6 separate regions of the Mus musculus genome follow, and regions 1, 2, 4, 5 and 6 are each linked to region 3. Evidence: chromatin loops called from intact Hi-C (ENCODE). Cell type or tissue: heart. All regions are shown on one strand.

The links. Hi-C counts contacts between places; a loop is a spot of excess contacts. Peaks named below come from ENCODE experiments on the same cell type or tissue, not always from the same donor. Only the 100,000 strongest peaks of a DNase experiment are listed, where the experiment ranks them.
Region 1: it touches region 3 in a loop (6-fold over the local background); 9 of 42 quality-filtered maps call a loop at or near these places.
Region 2: a loop joins it to region 3, with 2.1 times the contacts of the local background. A loop is called at or near these places in 5 of 42 quality-filtered maps.
Region 4: a loop joins it to region 3, with 2.2 times the contacts of the local background. A loop is called at or near these places in 12 of 42 quality-filtered maps.
Region 5: a loop joins it to region 3, with 2.3 times the contacts of the local background. A loop is called at or near these places in 5 of 42 quality-filtered maps.
Region 6: a loop joins it to region 3, with 4 times the contacts of the local background. A loop is called at or near these places in 12 of 42 quality-filtered maps.

Annotation. Positions count from the first base shown.
Region 1 is chr2:173,655,173-173,659,172 of GRCm38, reverse strand. It overlaps the pseudogene Ppp4r1l-ps. Among named protein-coding and RNA genes, the nearest start is that of Rab22a, 2.7 kb to the left of the region's middle. In heart, no CTCF peak of the experiment used is centred here; no DNase peak of the experiment used is centred here; H3K4me3 peaks cover 410 bases; H3K27ac peaks cover 246 bases.
Region 2 is chr2:174,461,960-174,465,959 of GRCm38, reverse strand. Atp5e (ATP synthase, H+ transporting, mitochondrial F1 complex, epsilon subunit) reads left to right here and starts at 1,859. Exons shown (of 3, transcript NM_025983.3): 1 at 1,859-1,995; 2 at 3,331-3,460. The coding sequence starts at 1,964. The coding sequence ends at 3,457. It overlaps Prelid3b (PRELI domain containing 3B), which reads left to right. Exons shown (of 6, transcript NM_025531.2): 6 at 24-869. The coding sequence ends at 146. In heart, a CTCF peak has its summit at 1,691; a DNase peak (open chromatin) is centred at 1,789; H3K4me3 peaks cover 1,658 bases; H3K27ac peaks cover 1,313 bases.
Region 3 is chr2:174,074,396-174,078,395 of GRCm38, reverse strand. It overlaps Stx16 (syntaxin 16), which reads right to left and starts at 1,345. Exons shown (of 9, transcript NM_172675.4): 1 at 1,207-1,345. The coding sequence starts at 1,338. In heart, CTCF peaks have their summits at 2,251 and 2,454; DNase peaks (open chromatin) are centred at 1,045, 1,675, 2,165 and 2,835; H3K4me3 peaks cover 4,000 bases; H3K27ac peaks cover 3,333 bases.
Region 4 is chr2:174,282,031-174,286,030 of GRCm38, reverse strand. It overlaps Gnasas1 and a transcript of Gnas not described here. Among named protein-coding and RNA genes, the nearest start is that of Gnas, 14 kb to the left of the region's middle. In heart, a CTCF peak has its summit at 1,846 (motif pointing right); no DNase peak of the experiment used is centred here; H3K4me3 peaks cover 2,497 bases; H3K27me3 peaks cover 2,197 bases.
Region 5 is chr2:174,471,162-174,475,161 of GRCm38, reverse strand. It overlaps Prelid3b (PRELI domain containing 3B), which reads left to right and starts at 2,221. Exons shown (of 6, transcript NM_025531.2): 1 at 2,221-2,330. The coding sequence starts at 2,299. Gm38546 (a long non-coding RNA gene) reads right to left here and starts at 2,151. Exons shown (of 2, transcript XR_867090.2): 1 at 1,573-2,151; 2 at 1,053-1,348. In heart, a CTCF peak has its summit at 2,087; a DNase peak (open chromatin) is centred at 2,071; H3K4me3 peaks cover 2,126 bases; H3K27ac peaks cover 1,738 bases.
Region 6 is chr2:174,295,633-174,299,632 of GRCm38, reverse strand. It overlaps Gnas (GNAS (guanine nucleotide binding protein, alpha stimulating) complex locus), which reads right to left and starts at 1,774. Exons shown (of 12, transcript NM_010309.4): 1 at 1-1,774. The coding sequence starts at 1,771. In heart, a CTCF peak has its summit at 2,152; no DNase peak of the experiment used is centred here; H3K4me3 peaks cover 3,660 bases; H3K27ac peaks cover 1,003 bases; H3K27me3 peaks cover 1,692 bases.

The DNA of each region.
Region 1 (4,000 bases), 420 kb after region 3:
GTTGGAAACTTTGTCTTCCTGTCACTTTCTCCTCTGGCTGCGCTAGGAGCTGTGAGAGGGAAAGCCAATCCCAACCTGGGAGGAACCTCCTTGGGTTCCTAGTTAGGGCTTGGGAGTGACGCCCTACTTGTGGGCCTGGCCAGCTCCATGTCTTCATGGAGCCCACTGCTTTCCATGTTTTGAGTGGGTCTCTTCCACTTGACCCTTCTCAGCCTCCACTTCTTCTCTGGAATTATTTTAAGAGACAGTAGCTGAGAGAGATGCCACCTTCGAAGTGCAAGTTCCAATTTGTGGCTAATGGACAAACGAAGCTTTGGCTTGTCTATCCAATATAGTTTTTCAGCGCCTACCTCTACTTGCTCGGGCCATTTGTTGGGCTTATGAATTTACAAAGATGAACTAGATCTCCCTCACAAGCCAGAGGGGAGCAGGAAAAAAAAAAAAAAAAAACCCAGGGAGGCTTGCTGGTGGTTGAGGTCAAATCACCTCAGATGACACAAATCACCACAGTCAACTGGGGCTTCCTGAGTCCCAGCCCTAGGAGTTACTTCTGTCCCCTTCCCTTCCCTACCTGAAACTCCCTGACAGGAGTTGATGTTGACTGAGAATGTTTGGTAGACCATTGCAGTGTTGAGCACATTTGATCCCTGAGTGTGTGTGTGTGTGAGTGTGTGTGTGTCAACTCTATTAGTGTAGCATGACACTTGGAGAGAAAAGAAAAGTGAGTGGTGAAGAGGCCTGGCCCTTGAGTCAGCCCTCAGGTGCAGTCCTGGATCACTCCAGTTGCAGTGGGATCTGGGGCAGGTCACCATACCGCTTAGAGCCTCATTGGTCGTTTCCTCTGCAAAACCACCAGAGTAGCATCCTACCTCCTAAGTCTTATGGATTCGAGGCCGGCCTGGTCTGCAGAGTGAGTTCCAGGCTGGGCCAGGGCTGCATAATGAGGGATTTTGTAAAGATTAAACCATCAAAGAAGGTGACATGAGTCCTTGTGCATAGTAAACACTCAGTAAATGTTGGCTGCTACCCTGGGAAGTGTGTGGGATTAGCCTGTCTTCTAGAGAAGGCTGAGAATTGGAGCGGTCAGTGTCTCTCATCTGGTGTGCCATGGATGTTAAAGAAGACAACAAGTTGGTTCCTTTTGACTCTGTTCTCTGTTTTACTGTGCACACTGCCTTACAAATGCTCTTCGCCCAGTAGCTGGGGCGGGCCTGCACTTGAGGTGGTATCTTATCTATCCTCTCCTTGGGCAGTTTGTCTAAGCCTTTGGGTTCTCAACCTTCCTAGTGCTGTGACTCTTTAGTACAGTTCCCCCTGTTGTGAAGGCCTCCATCCATAAAATGAGTTTTGTTGCTACTTCATAGCTGTGTTTCTGCTACTGTTGTGAATCGTCATGTGAATATCCGGTATGGAGGTTTTCTGACAAGCGACCTTGGGAAAGGGTCGTTTGACCCACAAAGGGGTTATGACCCACTCCACTCGCTGAGAGCTGCTGAAAAGGGCTTGCTGCTTCTTGGTGTAGGTCAGGTTCCTGTGGGCATGATGCAGGTTATCCTTTTTAAAACGACAAGTCCTGAATGGCCTAGGTAAAAATTAATATTGTTAGAGTTACATTACTGATAACAGTAATGGATCCTGAGGCTTGTCTGATTTACTTCAAGATTCTTGATTAAGTTTGGCTAATCTCGAGACGAAGGCATGATGAGGGGGGTGCCTTGCTTCCAAATCATTCAGGGTCTCCAGGCCAAAGCAGCACAGAAAAGATGGCATTTTCTGGGACTGGCTTGTTGAAGTGATCTGAATTCTCTTGAGAATGTCCATAGGGGACATCTCTTTCTCTAGTTTTCAAGTGGAGTTGCGCAGTGGGGGAGCAGGGCACTTCAGAGTCTGCCTGAGGGTTTCCAATGTTGGGGTTTGCTTGTAGTGTGGAGAGGCTGACTGTTGATAAGATCTGTTCATCCAGTTAGCATTTAAATGTATTTAAATGTATACCAGGGATGAATGAATGGGAAATGAGAGGGCTCTGTGGCACATATAAAAAGACCTAAGAGACCAATCAAGAACACACAGTATGTGGTCATATTTGGATCCTCGCTTGAACAGAACCACTGTGAAAAGAAAAAGCATTGAAGTGAGATTGGGTATTAGGTAATATTAAGAATTGCTATTTATTTTTTCAGCAGTGATAATGGTATCATGTTTTTCTTCAAAGGAAGAGCCCTGACAGCAATAAGCATTCATGAGTGAAATGACTTGGTGTGTGAAATCAGCTTTCAAACTCCATAACAAATAGTAAACAAGATGTTGGGAGGAGGGATCCAGCAGTACAATGGCGGGATGCTGAGGCTTGGAGAAGCTAATAGCTGGGGGCTAGCCTTTCATTTCTCCATACTTGAAATTTCCCACAGTAAAAGGTTTTTAAAAATGAGATGAGAGTGTCACAAATGATCAGACATTTGCAGGAGGAGTTGGAAAGCTGGATTTCAATTCTGAATATGCTGTGCGTATTGTAAGCTGCATTTAGCTTCAAAAGACCCTTGTGTAAAATATATCAGTGCTCAGGAGACTGCATTTCTTTTCAGATGTTTAGTTTTCAAGAGGTAGCAGTGAAGGAAGTTGGGAGAGGGCATATTTCTATTTTTGAGGAAAGCAAGGTGCCAATAAATGAGGTCTGGATCTTTGGTGAAAATAGGATTAGCTCAGCCCGTGGAATATAGATAAGAGTCTTTGAATCTGAATGCTGGAGGGAGTGGTGGTTGTTCAATCCTGAGTGAAAGACTTCTTCCAGAGCAAAGCACACTATATCTCACCTACACACTGTGGCTGTTCTTTGCAGAGACTGCAACCATGCTGGACCCCATTGCAGGCAGCATGCTAACTTGAGCCACAGATGTAGGCGCTGAGGTTTTTCTTTGTACAATGTGAATTTGATCCAAATATTAGCACCTGTTTCTTACTAAACTCTCCCTGCCAAGTGAAATAATTGAAGAGCTAATTGAGGAGTCTAATACTTGAGCTGAACTCAGACATTTGACCAGCCTTTAAATTAGAAATTGACCAATATTTATTTACCCATGAAGGACCAAATAGTAAAAATGTTTGGCTTTTCAGATAGAAGGTATGTGACACAGATGTAGGCTCCAACGTTGTATACTAGACCAACCATAAACTACACACACACACACACACACACACACACACCATAGACCGCAAACGTGCATACATATGCACATCTACGTGGGCCTGGATGTGGGCTGGTGAAACTTTAGCAACACGAGGAAGGACTGAACTTGGCTCAGGGCAAGTGTTTTGTTGATGTCTCCATGAAATGAAACTGTCAGAGTTGGAGCTGTGCAATCGTGGCTTGTGGCTAAGCTGGACCCACCTGTTGGGGTGTCTTTCCTGCTGGATTTAGTGAGCAGAATATTGTTTGAGGACCACTGCTTGGCTGAACAACCCTTGACAAGTTACTCACACTTGACGTCTGGTCTCCTGTGGCTGCTGGGGATGAAGACATTCACTCTTTCCTCTGGGTGGATGAGTAGGGCAGCAAGTCCAGAGTGGCTCCCGTATAGCCTGATGCAGTCTCCTTCCACTCGGGCTCCTAGGAGGCAGATAGACAATGTCAGGAGGCCCTGGAGATTGGAAAGAAAATGTCATCAGAGGTGTTCTTCATCCTGAAATTAAAGTCAAGCCATTTCACAGAGAAACTTTAAAAAAAATTTTAAACAGAATTTTTGCAATATAATCAATTAAAAAGAAAGCTGTTGAGGTCTGTAGGCTGGCTCAATAGTTAGAATATTTATTTTTACTGAGGACATAGGTTCAAGTCTCAGCATCTGCATGGTGGTCCACAGCAGTCTGGAATTCTAGCACCCCTGGGGACCCAACATCCTCTTTTAAAGTCCACAGGTACCAGGCATACACATGGTACATATATGTACATGCAGACAATACACTCATACAAATAAATAATAAAATCTTAATAAAATAGTAATAA
Region 2 (4,000 bases), 390 kb before region 3:
ATAAATGCGTTGCACTTTTTAAGGGCCGAGAAGCAATGGAGTGGGTGATACATAAACTGAACGCTGAGATTGAGGAATTGGCAGCATCAGCAAGAGGAAGCATAAGGACACCAATGGCGGCAGCGGCAGCACTGGTGGACAAATGACAATGGAAATTGGTGTGCAGCATCAGGGCTCCAGGACTCTCAAGCTGGCATCATATTATTTGTTATTTAAAAGACACAATTATTTTAGGTAGATCTTTTTTTTTAATGAGGTGGGGTAAGGCTGTGACTTTTGATCTAAACAAAAGATCCAGAACCTCTAAATCAGAGGGATCATCTGAGGGGAGGATGTAAGACTGGGAGAGGCTGTGTTCATGTGAACAGTTAACGGGTTTGTTTGCTGTTGTTGTTGTTGTTGTTTAAGTACTTAGAAGAAATTGGTGTTGATCTGGAGTCTCTTAAAGCTCCAGGTACTGGAACACTACCTGGCTGCGGACCAACCAGAGCAGAGCCCAGCCGCCCTCCTGTCCACAGCTGCCCGCTGCTGTGAACCAGAACTGCCTGCATGAGGGACTCACTCTACAAAGAGAACCTGTAAAATTTAAATGACATTAATTTATATAAAATAACCTGCCCTGCTGGAAACCAGTGTTTGGATTTGGTACTTTTAAATGATATTTTTGGAGTGAAAATTAACAGTAAGGTAATATATGACTCCAGCAAAAATAGTATTTTATTGTATTAACGGGTACTATAATAATTTGCCAAATTTTGTGACTTAGTAAAGGCATTCCCTTCCTTGAATTTGTACTTTGTGATTTCGCATGCTGTACTGTGGGCTGGTTATGTTAACCGAAAAAATAAAGTCATTACCTGAGTGTCTCATCACTCTTAACAGAACACTGAGACAGAAGAGCAGCTCTTCCCATCTCTGAGCACTTCACATTGACTTATAAATGTCATGGGTTTGTAGTTGCTAAGACATGGTATGTCAGGTTATCGGAATATGAGTACTTCTTGAGGCAGTTAAGACCACAAAACAGCTTTATTACATGAAGAGCTGTCCATCATTTGAGACAACACATGTCACCTAGGACCCAGATCTTCTCACCTTAACTCAGGGCATTAGATGAGAAGAGCCTGGAGGAACACCATGGTCTGAGGGAAGTCCTAGAAGATTGCGCCCCGTGGGGACTCAGGATGGCTGCAAAACAGCCACAGAGATTGTCTAAGTGGTGTTGGCTTTGATGTGTACAGTTTTGCCTGGGTGACTGGTGACTGCCTTTTGCCTTTTATGGGGTGGGTTTTCCTGAAGAGACCAGTTAGCATGCATACAAAACCACAACTTCAAGTTCTTAGCTTCCTACTTTAAAGGATTACTCAGTTTAATAATTCTTTGGACATTTGTAAAAGATTTTTAAAAAGTAAAGGAAAAATCGTTTGACAAGTGGAATGAATGTTCCAGCTAAACAGAGCACTACTTAACATTGTTGGACAAAGTGTCAGGTACGGTTTCTAGGAGTTACACCTGTTCTGGAAGGGTCTGATGCCCTGATGATGTTTTTTTAAGTATATACATTTCCACTTTGCAATGTGGTTCCATCGTGAATTCTGCCTGAGTACAAATGGAATCCTGGGCATGGGTACATGCAGACAGGAACATTAGCTGTCACTCAGAGCGGGCTCGAGGAGGCCCCGCCCCCTGCCCGCAGCACCTGGAAGGTGACCGGCATGCAGCGGCCTCGCTTTCCCAGGTGTCTCTACGGCCACAGCTTCCGGTAGCCGCTCGGCCAATGGGCAAGGCGCGACCGGCGCTCCTATTGGCTCCTGGTTGGCAAGGGCGGGATGAGGCGCTGACTGGCAGGTCCGCGTACCCCACCCCTTCCGCTACTCAGGCCTGACCTTCCTGCTGCCGGGCCGGTTTGAGGCTACTCTGAAGCGACCCAGCGGTTCTGCCCGACGCGCCCGCTCGAGACACCATGGTGGCGTACTGGCGACAGGCTGGACTCAGGTACGCCCAGAAAGCGTTGGGAAGGCCTGGCCGGCCGTCACCAGGCCGTACGAGACGGCCAAGCCACGCGGCCACCCTCCAAGATGGCGTCGCCGTGGACAAGGCTCTTCGCGGGGTCATGGGGTCAGGGACCCTAAACAGAGGTGGCTGCTCCTCGGGAGAGGTAGCCTACAGTACCTGCATGATCGCTGTGACGGCCAAGTGCACAGCACCCTTGACCTGGCCACGCTGACACTGACCTTGCTCACCTGCGCAGAGGGAGGGGCGCACAAGTTCATTTTCAAGTGTGACCTTAGTGACCTTTTCCCAGTAGTGAAAAAAGGTGAAAGCCCTCTAACCTGTGGAGCGCCCTGCAGGGGCCCCGTGATGGGTGCGAGCTGTGGGCCTAGGAGTGGTGGTGCATGGTTTCCTTGCTCCAGGGAGTGCATCTTGTTAGTGTGCTGGGTGGAGGAACACCTTTCTGGGTATCAGGCTGAAGGCCCAGTGCCCCGACAGAGTTCAAGCAAAGTTGTGTAGAACAAAAGGACGGTAGGCTCACAGTTGATGCCTCTTATTAAACTATCTCCCATGGCGTCCATCACCTTATTTTCCTGCGCCCAGCCGCTTGAAGGACAGCTATTATTTTTACCCCGGTGCTTTGCAGGTTAAACCCTTTGCTCCTGAGCTCCCCAAACAGATTTAAAGCAGGAGAAACAGCCAGCCACTCCTCCATCTCTGGTTTCAAAAAGTGTGAAAAGTGCTATCTTCTGGGATAATAGTGTTGACAGGTGAATCCATCTACCTAACAGGAAGTTTCCTCTGAGCTCTGTTTGCTACTGGTGATGTTCTCTGAGAAGTTTGGAAACCTTGGTTAGGAAGTGTTTTCACGATAGACAAGAGCAAAAATCCAATATTTTCAGCAGTGCCTTTAATAGTTGACCATGAAAAGCACTCTTTTAATTCAAAATAGCTTTCCTAATTGTGTGTGTGTGTGTGTGTGTGTTGTAGGAATAATATAATTAAAGCAATTAAATACAGAAATGGGCTGGGGAATCTTTCCTACATTGTGGGACTTAAAAAAGCAAACAAACCAACCAACCCTTATTTTAAATTACTAAGTCCTGAAAAGATACACTGCCAAGAATTGTGACCTCCCAGCCAAGTACCAGCTGATCTGGGGGGCACAGTTCCGATTGTTTCCTTTGAATAGATCCTGTTTGATATTGCCCAGTTTTCAGTCCAATTTTACCTTAGTAATCAACCAAAATTATGGAAAGAAAACCAGGGTATCACACCTCATGACACCGCCATTCCAGCTGTTGGTAACCAGCCTCGTATCCTCTCTCACTTTGCCAGCTACATCCGGTTTTCCCAGATCTGTGCAAAAGCAGTGAGGGATGCCCTGAAGACCGAGTTCAAAGCGAACGCTGAGAAGACTTCGGGCAGCAGCATAAAAATTGTGAAAGTCTCGAAGAAGGAGTAGCTGGTGAGTGAGTCACTGGTTTCCTCACAAGTTGCCTCTTAAAGTTTTTAAAGTGCCATAAAGCCAAACCCAAAAACTTTAGTTTGAGCGTCTGCCTCTCGGTGGGCGGTGGGCTTGGATGATGCCGGATACTGGGGTGATCATTCCAAGTGTGCAGGTTGTAGAGGTCGCCTGGCATGAGGGAGGGGAGCCCTGTACAGCCCCGGCAAACAGTAATTGGCAAATTGATTTTTCAGTGCAGTTAGCAACCCTGAGATAGAAAGCCATCTTATTTTAATTAAACCTGGTTCATTTATCTGCACAAAATCAAGTAATTGGGAGGATGCCCCCCCCCCCTTATAATTGCTATTGGAGTTATGTAACGGTCTGGAACATGAGGCATGGACGGCAGTACTTCGAATGGTCCTCCCCATAGCTGCTGGTGTCTCACGCATCCCTTCTCCCAGCATCCGGGCAGGAAGGCTCATAACCCCAGGCAAGTCCTGCTCTGCTGAGCTCCCTGTGTGCTCAGGGAGGCTGGCTCAGTTTCCCTGTGCGGAGGTG
Region 3 (4,000 bases):
ATTAGCACTTCCATAAATGATAAAAGGAAAAAATTAAAAGGCAACTGTTTAAAAGGCGGGAAAGCTGCAGCGTTTCACGAACTATGTTTCAAATGCAGCCCCTAAGGTCGTGGGGTGACCGTGCATTCCCCCATGTTTCAAGGCTGCTTCCATTCAAACCTTCCCTTTTCAATTAAAGGTATTATTACAAAGCTAACAATATTCATCTGGCTGCACCATTCAGACCCGCCCCCTATCTGAGAGAGCAGGAAACTGAGGCTCTGGAAGCCAAAGCCTCCATCAAAAACAAACCAAATACAGCAATCATACTGGAACATTGCTTTGAAAAAGAACAACAACAATAACAAAACCCTACACTGCTAGGCGAAGTGAAGTTCTGGTCAATAAAATCAAAAGCCATGTGCTATTTTGGGGGATTAATTTTCACATCCGCATCATGTTGGTTCCTTTTTTTGTTTTGTTTTGTTTTTTTAAAAAAAAGTTCGAATGGAGAAGCTTAATTTCCTGTGTGGGAAATGGAAAATGAAGCGCCTAGCACCTTGCAATCTCACCAACATGAGTCCTCGGAGGGGGGAGGGCGGGGGGGGGGGGCAGCAAAGCAATTACTCCTAGTGTACATGGCCACACCGAGAACTAGGGCCATTGGAAGAAAAATAGTGGGAAAGAAAATGAGCTGAGCTGAGCAGACCACACACACACACACACACACACACACACACACACACACTCCTTCCTGGGGGGGGGGGGTCTGCAAGGATTTGAGTCAGCTAACCACCCACCTGGCCCACAGAACCAAAGTGAGGCCATTGCAGGGGGGGGGGGGGGGAGTGCCAAACAGAACAGAACAAAACAAAAAGAAGGTTGGAGAAAGGCCTAGGTTCCAAGTCCTCGTGTTAAAACATATGTAAATCGAGGCTGCCCGACGGATGGTGGGGGAGGAGGACCAGGAGGCCCAGGAAGTGAGAAGGCAGGGCAGGGGTTGATACTGTGGTCCCCATTGGGGGTTGCAAGTGCCCCATAAGCCATGGCCGTGCTCCACTTCCTTCTGTATCACACTCCTAGTCGTCGTCGCCTTGTTATTGTTGTTGTTCTTTTTTTCTTTTTTTTTTTTCTTTTTAGACAGAGAGACAGACAAGAGACAGACAGACAGGCAGAGCCGCAGTGCACACGGTGTGTGTGTCTGGAGAGGCCGCCAGGAAGACTCACCGCAGCAATGCTACGTGAATGCAGAGGGCTGGAGGTGGTGTGACTACTCACTTGCTCGGCTAACAGCTGCCGGGTTTGGATGGAATTATTCCGCAACAACAAGAAAGCGTCGGTTAAACGCCTGGTGGCCATTGTCTCCCCCTTTGTGACCCCCCCTCTCAGGGTCTCCCACCCCCCCTTGTAGTCCTGATTTGTTCACTTTCTCTCTTGGTCTGGCCTAGCTGATTCCACTCTTGCACAGAAATCTCTCTTGACAAAGCCTTAGGCTTTTCACGGCGCGATTTTGCAATCCGCCTAAGCGCGGAGACCCCTCCCCAAATAACCACCTCGCCTTTTCCAACTGCCTGACTCCCCCTACCCCAAGGCTGGCTCGGATCTCAAAGCACTCGAATCCCCCCAATCCTAGCGTCGAAATCAAACGTCCTGGAGACCCCTCCCCAATCCCAGCTCGGATCCACAAGCGCCTGACGCGCCAATCCGGCTCGGGGATGGGAGAGACCCCTACCCACTCACTTCCTAAGACCTCCCCAAAGGTGCTGGCGCCCTAACCCTAACTCAGAGCGCCTGCGTGCCCGGCATGTGGCTCTAACTCCGAGTTTGGGTTAACTCTCCTCACAAAAGGCCTGCTCCAAACAGGCCGAGCCCACAACGACAAAGGAGCGTCTACAGCTCCCATATAGTCGCCTGAGCCTACTGAGGCTCAGCCCGACCTGACCCCTCTCTTTCCTGTGCGGCCTGCTTCTCCACTGCCAGGAGGCTGCGGGCCTCCACGAGGACCTCACGGCCTGCCTCCCCCAGCCTCCTCACTCCTCTTCACCGGCACCCTCCATCCCGGGATCAGGCTGCAACCCTGCCCAAGGCCGCTTCCGTGCAGTGGTCCCGGGCTCTAGCATTCCCCCGGCCCTCTTCCTGTCCGTTCCTCGCGGGTGCCCCCCTGCGACATTCATGAGATTGCTTGCAACGTTCCGGGAGCGGGAGCTCCCTTATTGCCCTGCCCCGGGATGGGAGTGCTCCGCCCTCTCTGGGACAGTTCCCGGGGCGCCTTCTTCCCCTTTTCCTAAGAGTGTACAGACTCTGGGGCAGGCGTCCTGGCCCCAAAAAACGGCTTCAAAACCTTGGCCCTGGAGCCGAAGACCACCACTGGGGTCCAGGCAATTGTAAACTTCTAGTAGGATTGTCAGGCAGGCAGAAATGTGGAAACGTGGCTCTTGCAGAGCCTAGTCCTGCGCGGGGGCGGAGGAAAAGTGGAAGAAGTCTGCCTCTGCAGGCCAGGCACGCTCCACTGCAGGCGCCTGGCGCTGCTGAGATGGCCTTACCTTTTTATTTTTTTATTTTTTTTCTTTAAACTGTGAGAAAAAAAAAAGTATCCGAAAAACAACCAGGCCAGGGAAAAAAGAAAAAAATAATAATAAAAAAAGCTTGGGCGCTAGGCCTTGCTGGCCTTACTGTGGGCAATAAAGAGTGGTCAGGCATCTACACTTGGGCACTACAATGTTGTGCCCAAGTGGGAAAGGTTCCTAAACTTAGAGACAACCCCTCAGCCCCACTCCCCCAAAAAGTACTTTGTGTTGAGGTTATGCCCACGTTTCCTCGAGCTGGGGTTTCTGGTCGCCTCCCAGTCTCTGGAACCATGCATCCCACTCGTTGCTACCCTGGCTTGGGGGGTGGGGGCGTCTCCCAGGGCCCCCCAGGGCTGCAGCTGCCGCACTCAGTGAACAGCAGCTCCGGAGGCTGGGGTCACCGGCAAGCCTGGATGACAGACCAATATCTGCAGAGCGACTTTATGGGGTGTCTTGCCCTCAATCTTGCTCTCAGCTTTGGGATCAGATTGGGAACAGTTTGGCCTGACTTGAGGGTCCCCTGCCTCTCCCGGGTGCCAGGAGGCAGGCGTGGGAGCCGCGCGTAGGGTCAGGCTCTTGAGCCCCGGGTGCTTTTGCTTTTAAGAGCGGGTGCTCCTGTGCTTGTGTGCAACAGTATCCGTATGAAAAGTATCTTTGAGACACATAACACAATGAATGCATGGAGGAATCGAGGCCCGGAGAGCAGCGGTGCGAGCTGATAGAGAAGAGATGATTCCGATGCCGAGCTCCTTAAAGACAGGGGCGCCCACTCCCCCCGCAGCGGTTGACGATCAGCGGGGGCTGCTCGGAAGGTGACAAACAGCCCAGACCCCGCTGGGGCCATAGAACCAAGCACTCTGCTGCTCCAAAACCACAGGCCCCGGGTTAATTTCGTGGAGGGAAATAAGAGGAACCCTGTGTGCAGACCCCAGGGGATATTTGTGCAGTGAGGGAAGAGTTCCGGCAGCCCACCCTGCTGGTGAGAGCTGACCCCAGTCACGTGGCAAAGCCCACTCCTCCTCCTCCTCCTCCTCCTCCTCCTCCTCCTCCTCCTCCTTCTCCTTTTTGTGCTTACGGCGTTAGTAAACAACCGCCGAGCCGGTCTCCCGCAGGAACATTGGATTAGAGCTGTGGGCCTGTTCTCCTCCATTCTCGAGAGCACACATCGGCCTCCCCCCAACCCCCCTGCAAAGCAGGGGCTTGTTTACTTCTGGCTAGAACCTGATCTCCCTCCTACGCTGGACTGGACGGCTGTGTTTTAGTCATCTTTGTACCCACTGCCATCTCATCTGGCTTGTAACAAGCTCCGAATAAATGGTTTATAAATATATGCACGAATATTGGAGAGCTGAGATTTACGTTCCCAAATGTCTGTCCTCCATCCAGTGTCTCTAAAGCCTTTAGAGCCTTCTAACGTATATATTTTAAACACATCTATATGTCCAGTTTACATA
Region 4 (4,000 bases), 210 kb before region 3:
CGGCTGAATGCCACGTGCGATTTAGGCTCCAGAGTTGTCACCCAATCCCAAACGCAGTTACTTTCTGCGCATTGCAATACTGTAGCTATGGCGCAGCAGTCTCAGATCGCCAAAGTTGGTGCGTGCACCTCCATATCGAGCCCAGTGGGCTCTACCTAAAGCCAACTCCGTTGCTGAAGACTAACTTCTGTAGGAGGGGAGAGAACATAGAAAACAAGTGACTTACCTTTGCCGTTTATGTATGTAACTCCAAACCTGGGGCGCGCTGGGAATTCAGTGTGGCACACCGAATTCAATGTTGCGCACCGGGTATCAGCTCGGGGACCTCAGGTTGTCTCCAGCGAGGCGCCAGAAATGCCTCACCGTCCAACAAACCTTTGGCCTCCCAAGCGCCCCTGGGTGCCCTGGAGAGACTTGAAGAGCCCTCTCTCCTTTTCCGGGGTGCATTTCGGGCTGATTAATGGGCACCGCTCCCTTCCCACCTTGCCTCCCATCTGTCTCTTTCCTCCCACCCTACTGTCTCAGGGACCCCAGTTTGGTCAGGGCAACTAACCTTTATCCATGAAAACAAGGAGAATCTGGACGGAGTCACCCATTAGTGACGCCGGATGGGGATGGGCCCCTTTCTGGGAGGGGACTCCGGGGACTGGTCGCGACGGCGGGCTGGCCTCCTGGTCTTGCAGCGGCGGGGCTGCCTGTTTTCCTCCTTGCGCTCCTCTGGCTCCTCCTCGGGGTCCCGAGGATCCTGATCTAAGGGCCCTCGCTGGGGCTCCTCCCCCTCGCTTGCGCTCTCAGGCTCCTGAGTGGTGGGCTGCGCACGTCTCGGGGAGGCGTCGGCGCTCTGCAACTTCAGAGCGTGCAGACGCTGAGTGAGTGACTGGTTGAAGGTGGCACCCCGGGGGCCGCGCTCGTCCTCTGGCTCGGTCTCTGGCTCGGTTTCTGGCTCGGTCTCTGGCTCGGTCTCGATTTCGGTCTCGGATTCGATATCGGACTCAGGCTCGGTCTCAGAATCGGTCTCGGTCTCGTAGTCGTCCTGATCGTACTCTAGGCACTCGGGGCGGGCCAGCTCAGGCTCAACCTCCTCGTGCTCGTGATCAGACTCAGATTCAGAGGACTCAGGGAGTACCTGTGCGGCAGCTGCAGCGGCAGCGGAGCGGTGGTGGGCGTTAAGGAAGCTCCGGCGCTGGGCAGCACGCTGCTGGGCGCGGGCGTTGGAAGAGGCTAGGGCGCGGAGGAGAGCAATGGAGCAGGAGAGCCAGAGGAGAGCGGTGGCAGCCCGGCGGCCTATGGGCGGGCACAGGTCGTTGTAATTATGGCGAGCTCGGCGCCACTGCTGAGCCCGGGACCTGCGATCCATTCTCTTAGGTGCTCACCGAGAAGCCGACTCACCCTCTGGCTCTGCAGAGAGTGGCCCCACTGCGCAAGGACTGTTGGGGCCGAAAAGGATTAACCTTATGAGGAGAGAAGCTGGGGTCTGAAGACCCCAATCTCGCCTCGGGGCAAAAAGAAGGGATGTACCTACCTTCAAACCACTGCGAACTTTCTAAAGCTCCGCGCCTCAGCTTGTGGCTGTAAGTAAAAGAAAGGGATGGGTAAAGAAGAGAGAAGGAGTCTCCTCGAGGCTCCTCTCGCTAAGTCTCAGACTCTGAAGTCTAAGACTCCGAGAGGTGCCTCCACTGATCCTCTCGTCTGGGAGAGGATAGAGGAGACTGAGGAGAGATGGGGCAATGGGGCCCTATAAAGTTGCGCGGACTTCTGCCGGGCATGTGCAGTAGGGAGGTGTTTGGGGGCGGGAGTGCCTCCCCGCGAGCTGTGCGTTGGCGCATAGCTCATGGCGCAGACCCTAGTGGGCCGGCAGGTGGCAGGCGGGAACCTTGTTTGAGTAGATTTGGCCAAAGCATGGGGGGTGGGGGGCTGGATATCGAGGTCTAGCGAGCGAAGGGAGTAAGATAGCTACAGGTTAGCGGATTTTAGAAGCCAAGTATAGATTCCCACGGGGGGTTGTCCCCACTCCTCAACTTTTTCTCCATGAGCATAGCCACCAAACAATTGAAAACCAGAACGCAAAATTGTAAATATTCAGGGGAATGAGGATCCGTACGTGAATGAGTGTTAATGACCGAAGAGCGTGAATGCTTGAGGATCAGAGCCTCAAGTAAACACTAACCTTATCAAAGGTGGTTACTTTTGTCAGGGCTGTTAAAGTAACTGTAATTAATTAGAGCAGCCTCCAAGAAGGTATGAACCCCACTGGCAAACAACCCCGCCCCCCGCGGCTGTAGATGTAGGAATTTGCAAGCCGACAGTCAGCTCATGGTGAACACTGTTCCACTGAGGTGTGCTGGAAGACCATAGGAAGCTGAGAGTGAGTATCCACGAGAATGCCCTTCAACTGCTGCTCTCCGTGTGGGTTTTTAGGGTAGTCTTTGAGCCACGGACTCATGCATTTCAGCTGAGGGTTCAACCAACACACTTGAGTTCCCGGCACTCGCGGAGCTCTGTTCTAGGTGCTGAAGATAGCGAGGAACAGGAGCAGGTCTTGGATTAGAGAAAGGGGTCTTGAGGGGTTAATATATCTTAACCAGAGCATCAGCTCATTCTTCCAGCATCATTACTTCATCTAGCTCACGCTACATGAGAAAAACAGGTACGTCAGCAAGAGCATCATGGCTAGGGGGCGGCCAGAGACCACTGGATCCTGCTGTTGGACTCGGAAGAACAAGGTAAAACGACCTGCTTGTTCCAGAGCGCGCTTGGAAGAGCCGATGGACTCAGGTAGGTCCAGGAGGGGATGGAGCCCTGTGGGAAGTGGGTGTGGGGCTCGTTTATCTTGCCTTTTGCCTTGTTAAATATAGAGTACCTTAAAAAAAAAAAAGCATAACACTAGCAGAGTTGTGTTATAGGGATGCATGAAGTCTTGGCAGGGTGTTTTAGTTGTTGGGTTTTTGGTTTTGAGGTTTTTTTGATTTGTTTTTTACATGGAACACATGTCACACGGTGGGCTGTTTGGTTTTTTGTTTTTCCCTTGAGTCCATGTGAAGAGTCACAAGAGGTACTGCTGCCTCTCCAAGCTGCTCCCCCAGGGTTCCTTCCTGGAGGTGGAATTGTGAGTTATGTCTTGAAGCAGGTGCTGGTCCTAGGTCACTTACTTACCCTCACACACTTGCACCTCAGAGTCAGGCTCCCAGATGCAGTGTCACAGACTTAGGTCCTAGGTGCCCTGCATGGTTGGAGATTATAGAATCTCTCTGTCTTGACTGTTGGTGCTGCATCTTGTGGTCTAGGAGTTCATGTACAGCCTTAAATGCTGGTGAGATAGAGTGGGGTTGGATCAGCAGATCTCATGAACAAATGTGTGGCTGTAATCTAGATGTTCTGCTGACTCTTAGTGCATTGCTGTGACTCTTGAGCCCCTGTTTGGGGTTGAGATCTCAGATCCTTATCTCTGCCTTTCCACCCTGATGAATGGGGGTATCTGAGGGGTCCGACCGCTTCCATACACTTAACCTTATTTTTTTTTTTTTTCAGTTAAAACAGTTCTGCCAACATCATATGGAGCACAAAGACATTGGTCTAGCCAATTTTAGGGCACACAGAGAGAGGAAAACAGGACTGTGGGTGCTGGTAAATGCCCGTTTGATGGAAACTGATGCCAGCTGTCAGCAGTGAGGTGGATGATGGTTTTTAGTGTGTGTGGGAAAGTGCCTCATTTTTCAGGGGAAAGCTTTATGCCCGTGATAGAGATGGCAGCCCACATCCTATGCACTAGTACAGAAACACCAGGACTGCCCACATTATTAAAAACTATGCATTACATAATACATATCTTGGACCAGGGTTCTGCATTAGCACTGCTCTTTCTTGCAAGATGCGTTTGAATCAGCTATGGACAGTTAACAAAGCATACGCTTCCGAGCCCCGGTCATCTGTACAGTTACAAATTCATTTCAGCACGTGCTCAGCACGGACTCCAGGAGGAGCAGGGCTGCACCAAAAGACA
Region 5 (4,000 bases), 400 kb before region 3:
TTTATCAGATGAAATAATGATGCAAAGTATGACAAGTGGAGGGCGATTGAGCGAAGCTTCGAAATCAACGGATCAGAGGCCCAGTCAGAGTCAGAGCCAGAAGCAGGGCTTGTCATTGAGGCCCATTCACACCAGCTCCTCCTCACAGTCCATGGTCTCCCCGACATAGAGCCTTCTCTTTGGGTATCTTGTGGTTTTCTCTTGACTTGTCGTTTGTCCCCCACCAGTTGTGAAGTTCCTGGCAGGCGGGAGTCACAGGTGCCATCCCTGGGGCAGACTCAGGAGATCCAGTCACCGTATTCCAAATCAAGTCAATGTCCTAATGACTTCTCTCTCAATAAAAGGAACCATTACTAACATGACTCTTAAGGGTCTAAACACCTTGTTTTGCATCCTCAGTGAGCCTCTTAGTGTGTCCCTAGGAGGCAGTGATAGAAGGAAGACCTTGTTTTCCAAACCCCAAAGAGTTATTAGCATTTTTTAGTACAGGGAGACACAGAAAAGACCATCGGACCCCAGACATCCACCCACCTAACGATCCATCCCCATCACTCCAGATGAAGGAAGCAAAATCAGTAGACTGGTACAGTCATGTTTTGGAGAGCAATGGAAAAGAAGTAAGTTTTCTGGTATGACTTTGACAAAGAAAAAATCTTGAACTGGGGGCAAAGAAAGAAAAGAGAAAAGAGGAAGAGGAGGAGGAGGAGGAGGAGGAGGCAGAGGAGGCTGGCCAGCTAGCTGGTGAACAGCTTCATGAAGCTCTAGGGCAGCAGGGACTGACTGTTCTGTAGTGACTGCACTAGAGCCAGTAATACACAGCACTAACTTCACATCTTAACAAAGGCTGGGGCCCTCTCAGCAGCCCTTAAAACATTATCTCCCCAAGAAATCACTCAAAGTACTGAATATATATATATATAATCCCCCAGGTAAAACAAATTACACTTAGCAGCTACCAACCATATTATTTCCTTCCTGTCTAATATAATTTTTCTATCTTTTAAAATATAAACTGCTTTGGCTATTTTAAAAAAAAAAATGATCCACCCTCCTAAATTAACCTGGCTTTATTTGTTTTTAACAATTGAACAAACTAGGGACAAAGGGTAATTCTAAGTAGCTCTTTAAGTACCGAGATGCAAAGATTTTCCTCCAACTGTCATTTCAAAAGGCAAATTGTTCTGTCGGGAGGCACAGGATGCGGGGAACAGGGTGCGCAGAGGTGGGAAGCTACACCTGAAACCCAAGCCAAGCAGTTCGTCCATCTTACCCGGCACATCTCTGAATAGAACCACATGCCATCCGCTCCTGCCCCCTCACTTCTTAGTCATTCTCTCACGAATGTCATCTGTAATTATTAGGTACAGGGAGGAAATCACTGAACAAGCCTAGCAAGAGCCTCACCCTCACGTGCCTACAGACTAGAAGTCAAGCAGATAAACTAAATGGCCTAATTAATTCATTCCTCAAATAACTATTTCATTTTCAATAACCTTTAAACCCCTGCTATCCAGAGGTGCTGAGTGCCATGATGGAGACAGGCCAGGGCTGGCTTTCTGGGGGATGACTTACAATGGGAGCTAACAGATAAACAAGATGACTCCAGAGTGGTAATTGCTGAGGAATATGTAACAGGAAGTTGTGGAGGCACAGGAGGGCGTGGGCATCACTGAGAAATGGTGATGGAGATGACCTATGACCGTAGAGCAATTGGTCCAGCCCTGTCTGGGTGGCCTGTTCCACCAAGGGTAACCAACCCTGGGCTGGCAAGGGCACGGGTGCTGATTGAAACCACCCCTGTCCCGCCACCCCACTGCTTAGATTGAAGAGGTGGGACTAACTCTCTAAGACCACACCACAAAACCGTACTCTGGCAAACGCCGCCAGGCTCAGCCACATCCAATGAGAACTTTAGACACATATCAGCAACCCGCCAAACCAGCCAAAAAGTCCCGCCGCCAAGGCCCGCGCATGCGTAGTGCGGCGCCGGCCGGCCGCCTCACTTTTCGGCTCTGCGCCGGCGCACTGAGCCTTCACGAAGGAGGGACTTGATTGCGCCGAGCATGGGGGGCGGGGCTTGGTTGCTCTGAGCCAAGAAGACTGGGCAGGACTGCGCCGCGGGGCGGAGCCAAACCCGGCTTGGCTAGGCCGCGGGATGGCACTTCCGGGCGTCCTAGCGCCTGGCTCGACGGCGCCTGCGCGCTGCGAGGCCGGCCGGCCGGGACGGGGCGGGGCCGGCGAACTTCTGTGCCTCACTGTCCCCGGACACTGAGGGACACCGGGCAGGCAGCTGGCACCATGAAGATCTGGACTTCGGAGCACGTCTTTGAGTGAGTGTGGGTGCGGCGCCCGCCTCCGGCGCCCTCGGGGAACTTCCTGGCGTCGGGTGTAGCGAGACAAGCGGAGCTCGGGACTCGGGGGGATCGCCAAGGTCACGACCCCGACCCGAGCTAGGGCTCCCTGTCCCCAGGCCTGGGAATTCCTCCCACACCGTCGCCACTGACGGAAGACAAGAGCGGGCCGTCGAGCCTGATCCGGAAGTGACTCCAGGGGTCACAGAGCACGAGGCCCGAGGGCTTCACAGGGTTTTGGGGTGTCCTGAGCGCCGACGTATCCAGGGTATCCTGGAGTTTCCTGACTGATACCTGACAGACTCACCGGGACCTGACTGAACCCCGACGGCTTGTGGTGGCTGGAGTGCCCTGACTGATACCTGACAGACTCACGGTGTCGTGGCTGAACCCCAGTGATGGCATGATGGCCTGAGTGACCTGGGTTGTTCTGACTGAAATCCCCCATGTTATAGCGCCCCTCACCCCCACGGACATCTAGAAAGCTGGCCACCCACGTGGAGTGTCTTCCTGTTGGTCTCAGCTCATGCTACCATGATGCCAAACATTGATGACAGTCAATCTGGAGAGCAGATCTCTTGATTTCTTGATCAAGATCTCTTGATCTAGAGACCAGGGCCTGCTCTTGCAGATAATTTGTCACCTCTGTTTCCTATTCCTCTCAGCCATGACAGCTGACTGATAGCCAGTGTCTGCTATCACATCCAGTCACAGCTTTATGGTTCTCTGAACTTATAGTGGGAAACAGGATCAGAGTCAGTGGGGTGTTGGGAATTATACCACCCAGGTTCATGGTGCCACACACAAGAACAACAGAGCTTTCTACCTAAATAACTGGTTTACGCCTTGTTCCAGCCCTCCTTTCTGACTGATTTATTGTGCTCTATTCTACAATGTCATCTTGTCATAGTTATTGTTGACTTACATCCGAAACCACTTCCAGATGATCTGAGCTCCTTCACTCACTTGGCCAATGTTGCCACACTGTTTTAATAGTATAGCTTTATGGTGCCTTTTAATCTACAAATGCCAATCCTGATTACTGAGGGTAATTGTAAAAGAAGTTTTACATAGTAGATCATATCTGAGTACCTGCTGTGTCCCAGAAAGGACAAACTACTAGAACTAGAAGGGACTCTCAACGTTTGTACCACTTCTGGGACTGAGGGGCTGTGGTCCTTAGGATGCTGTCTGTTTCAGAACAAGGGGTTCTGGACCCCAGTCCTCTTCTACATCTGAATGCTTTGCTTCAGAGCTGTTGGCCCAAAGTGTCATCCTTAGAACTTAGAACTTGTTCCTCCCTTACGGTTCTCTACATCTATACTCTTTCCTCGGCTTGCCTCCCCCCTCACCCCCCCTACCCCAACCCTTGGATCCATCCCTTCCCTTTCCTAACGGCATGTGTTCAATGAAAGTCGGTCGTTGGTGATCCTAGTCTATTTTTGCCACAGACCTCTGGAGTAGATGAAAGCTGAAGGACCTGTCTTCTAGAAGATAGATACACAACTGCTCCCTGGGAGGAGCCCAGCAGTGCCTTGTATCCAGACCGGTTGGGCCACCCAAAGTCCCAGCCTACATGCACTTTGGCACCAGGATCTGTATGTCAGCCAGGATGGTGCTGCATGCCTGTAACCCTAACAGTTTGGGAG
Region 6 (4,000 bases), 220 kb before region 3:
CAGGAAGGGATGCCCGAGCGGCGGGAGTAGCTGAGAGTGACCTGGCTCCCCAGACCAGTGGACCTGCATAGGCTGCCCTAGCGGCAGCTGCCCTAGCAGAGGCTGACATTGCTGGGGCGCCAGGGACTGCTCCAGCGGCCGGATGGGCTCTAGCAGAGGGGACTGCCCGGGTAGTGGGCTCCTTGGGGGTGATAGGGGCTGCCCGGGCGGCAGGCTCCGCCAGGGTGGCAGAGACTGCCGCGGCTGCGGGCTCCACCTGGGTGACAGGGGCTGCCCCGGAGGCAGACTCGGCCGTGGTGGCAGGGACTGCCTCGGAGGCTGGCTCGGCGGCTGGATCTCTGCTGCCTTCAGACTCGGACTCGGCAGGAGTGGCTGGGGCGACTGGGGCTGCCCCTCCGTCAGGATCGGCGCGGACAGCTGGGGCTTCTTCGAGTTCTTCAGGATCCGACTGGAGATCTGAAGGCGTTCCTGGGGCTGTCCCGTCTTCTCCGGCATCGCTCTGGCTATCTGTGAGCATCGCGGAATCCGTAGGAGCTCCAGCATCAGATCCGGTAGAGACGGCTTGGGCAGCAGGGGCTGGCTTGGCATCCATTGCTTCAGGCTGGGTGGAAGATCCGTCCCCTCTCTCCGGAGAGGGGACTTTTCCTTCCACCGCAGTGGCGGTGGTAGGGCTTCCTTCCATCTCGGCTGCTTCTCGCTCAACTGGGGGTCTCTCTGCGCACTCGCTCTTATCTGGGGCTCCCGAGACTTCGATGGGCGGGCCATCACTTGCGATTGGGGGGCTGTCCATATTGACAGCGGTGTCGTCGTCGACCCCAATGGAGGCTCTGCCAATCTCAAGCAGGGGTCTGGTGATCTCCATCGGGGGGCTGTCGCATGCGAAGTTAGGAGGAGATCTGACAGCCTCGCGGAATGGTCTGTCAATGGCGCCTCGGACCCAGAGGGGAGGCGCGTTCTCGGCGGGAGCGAGGCAGAGCGCACTCGGGACCGCGACTGTCGGGAACTCGCCGCCAATGCCGATTTGTGGGATGACTCGCGGGAGTCCTGGGGGTGGGCTATCGCCCCCGAATTCTTCTCCACCGACCTGAAATGGCACAGATTCTTCAGGGGGAGGGCTGTAGTCTTCTCGGAAGCCAGCGTTTTCAAATCTGATGTTCCCGGGCTCCGCGGGAAGAGCTCTGGGGACCAATGCTTCCGGACCTCCTGGCGCAAGGTCTGGGACTTGCAAGGGAGGCTGGCTATGGTCTCCCTGGGCAGGCTCGTTGAACTCAAATGGCATAGCTTCTTCTGGTGGGGGGGTATAGGCTCCCAGGCCTGGGCTCGCGCCAGTGGGGGTCCCGGGCTCCAAAATCGCTGGGTTGAAGGCTTGGAGGCCTGATGGGGTCCCAGATGGTCCTGGCTGCTCCAGGGTGGGCCAGAAATCTCCCAGGCTGGGCTGTTGTGTCTCGAATGGCATGGCTTCCTCCGGAGGTGGGCTGTAGTCTCCACCCACTCGGACTTCCTCGAAGGCCTGGCAGGGGCTTTGGATGTCAGATTTGGAGTCTTCTGGGGGTCCACTGATCTCACTGCCAGTCTCGTCGGGGACGGGCTCATTGTTAGACGGTTCGGAGTCCGGTTCGGTCGCCATTTCTTCGGCTGGGCCAGCCCCAGCACCGGGGGCAGCTGCCCCTGGGGCTTCCAAAGGTTCTTGCTCGGGCTGCTCCCCGACTTCAGGGGGGATATCGTGTTGTCCTGACATATTATTGCCGTGGAGGCAGTTGAACATGCCCATAACACGGTGGCGACTTTTCAAAATAAATTTGGGGCCCCGTAAGACGGAGCACCCAGCCAAACTAGGGTGAAAAAAAATTTTTTTTTAAAAAATTCAAATTTTTGTTGGAAAGTTCTCCAGCCTCAGTTTCCAAACTTTGTAAGGATAGATAATCAGGGGCTAGAACCCAGGACCATGGCTGAAGTGAGTCATCTCTTGCTGGTGAAGTCTGTCACCTTCCTAGTTACACTTACCCCTTCGGGCTGTGGTCGGCCAACAACTTTAGGAACTTTTCTGTTCTCTCTTCGTACTTTGCTGTACTTTAGCTCCGCCTTCTTGGCATTTAAGAGCGTGCCGATTCGTCTCGAAAATCGTAAATAGAACTCTTTCTCTGCCGCCAGAGGACGCAGGTCTCAGTGCTGAGCCGGCTCCGGGAGCTGGCTCCCGGTGCCGGCTGCTCCCGACTTTGGGTAAGGGGGCTGATGAGCGGAGGCCTTGTAGGGACGTTCGGCTCCGTCCTCTCCTCTCCCGGACTGATTCCGAGTCTCTCTAGCTCGCTTTTTCCCTGGCCAGAGAGCGAGCGAGCTCTCTTGCGTTGCTGGGACACGTGACGCAAGACGTGGGCATTGGTCTGTTAGAGTACAGACGCTGAAAGCCTCCCTCCCCATCTGATTCTTCTCGAGGGGAGGAGGGACTGCAGGAGGGCTTTATCACCCCAGATTACCCCAGTATGCGGTAAATTCCTTATCTAAGGACCCCACACTCAGGCAATTACCCATACTCATCTCCAAGTCAGGAAATGGAGGCTTTAGGATACAAGGAAAGGGGTAGAGGCACACACACACACAAATGCGACAGGTGGTCGTGAGCCCACCGGAAGGGTAGAGACAGGGTGAGGAAGTGCCGAATGTAAACACGCAATTTGTTTCGTAAATGCTCTAGGGTACTTTTCTTTATTTCTTTTTTTTCCTTTTTTTTTCTTTTTTTAATGTTTATGTTTGCTGTTTGTTGGGGATGGCTCCAGCAAATCCCTTCAATGTCCCCCATCCCCATTACACCTCGGAGCTCTCAACAGTGGTATAGTGTGTTGTAGTCAGGGCTTGCTCTGTTTATATGGACGGTGATGCAGTAGAAATAAAGGTCTCAGCAGTGCACTGCAGAAAATCAAGCAAAGCCCCCTTAGGAGTTATTCATGTTTGCCGCTTTCGTGCAAATAGGGGAGGGGGCTTAAGGCTTACCGGAAGACCCCCCACCTAGCTCAGGTCTTGTACTTCTGTCTTCTGGGTAAAGGCAAAAGGAGATTTGGGGTGTAGTTGATGGCCCATTTAGGGTGGTCTCGCAGACTAGAAAACCTGAAATGCACTTAACCCACCGACCAACCGTGCCATGGTGGCAACAGCTGCCGAGACTCGCATCTTCCAGCCACCAGCGCCAGCTGCGGATTCCGTGTTCATTTCCTCTCTCAAGCCCTTCTCCAGCCCCCTTTTATCCCCTCCTCCTTCTGTTGTGAGCACCATAGAGCATTTGCTATACGTTGAACTGCAACAGTCCACCCAGGCGAAATTAAGCGCGGTCACAAAGCCTGCGGCTGCGCGCCCCTTGCGGTGCCGGGGTGGGCTCAGAGCTGCAGGAGTTTATACAGTCACATTGCCCGGTGGGCTCAGCGAATAATCATAAAATGCTTTAGGTCTGGGATCTGCAGATTATTCCTGGGCAGGGTTTTTTTGTTAATTGTTTGCCTTTGGGGTTCTGTTTTTTTTTGTTTTGCCGCGCGCCCGCGGCACGCGCACACCGCGGACATTTTGCCAGTAGGTAATGGCGATGGCGCGAGGCATTGTCTTTTGTTGCAATACAGCTAGGCAGTGGGCAGGTCTGGCCTGCAGGACCCTGAGAAAAGAGAGTATGAAGTGGTACATAAAGCAGGCTGCGGCAATTATGCACCATGCAGATGGGTATATTGCAAGATGCATGCTGTGTGCCGCGGCAGATTTAATTCTCTGAAGTCTAACATGTCCCTCTTCTCACTACAGGCTCGGCACACTACAGCCCCTTGCCTACAGCGTCCACGTGGTCACCCTGAGTAGAAGAAAGCAGACAAAGTGAACCCCCAGAGAATGCCTGCGACCTGCCGAAGGCGTGTCACCTCAACTCTACGGCTGAACACACTGCATGCCGGACACTTTGAACTTTGGTCCAAAGTTTGGCCAACTACCCTCCCCCACATATACACACACACACACTCAAAATGGC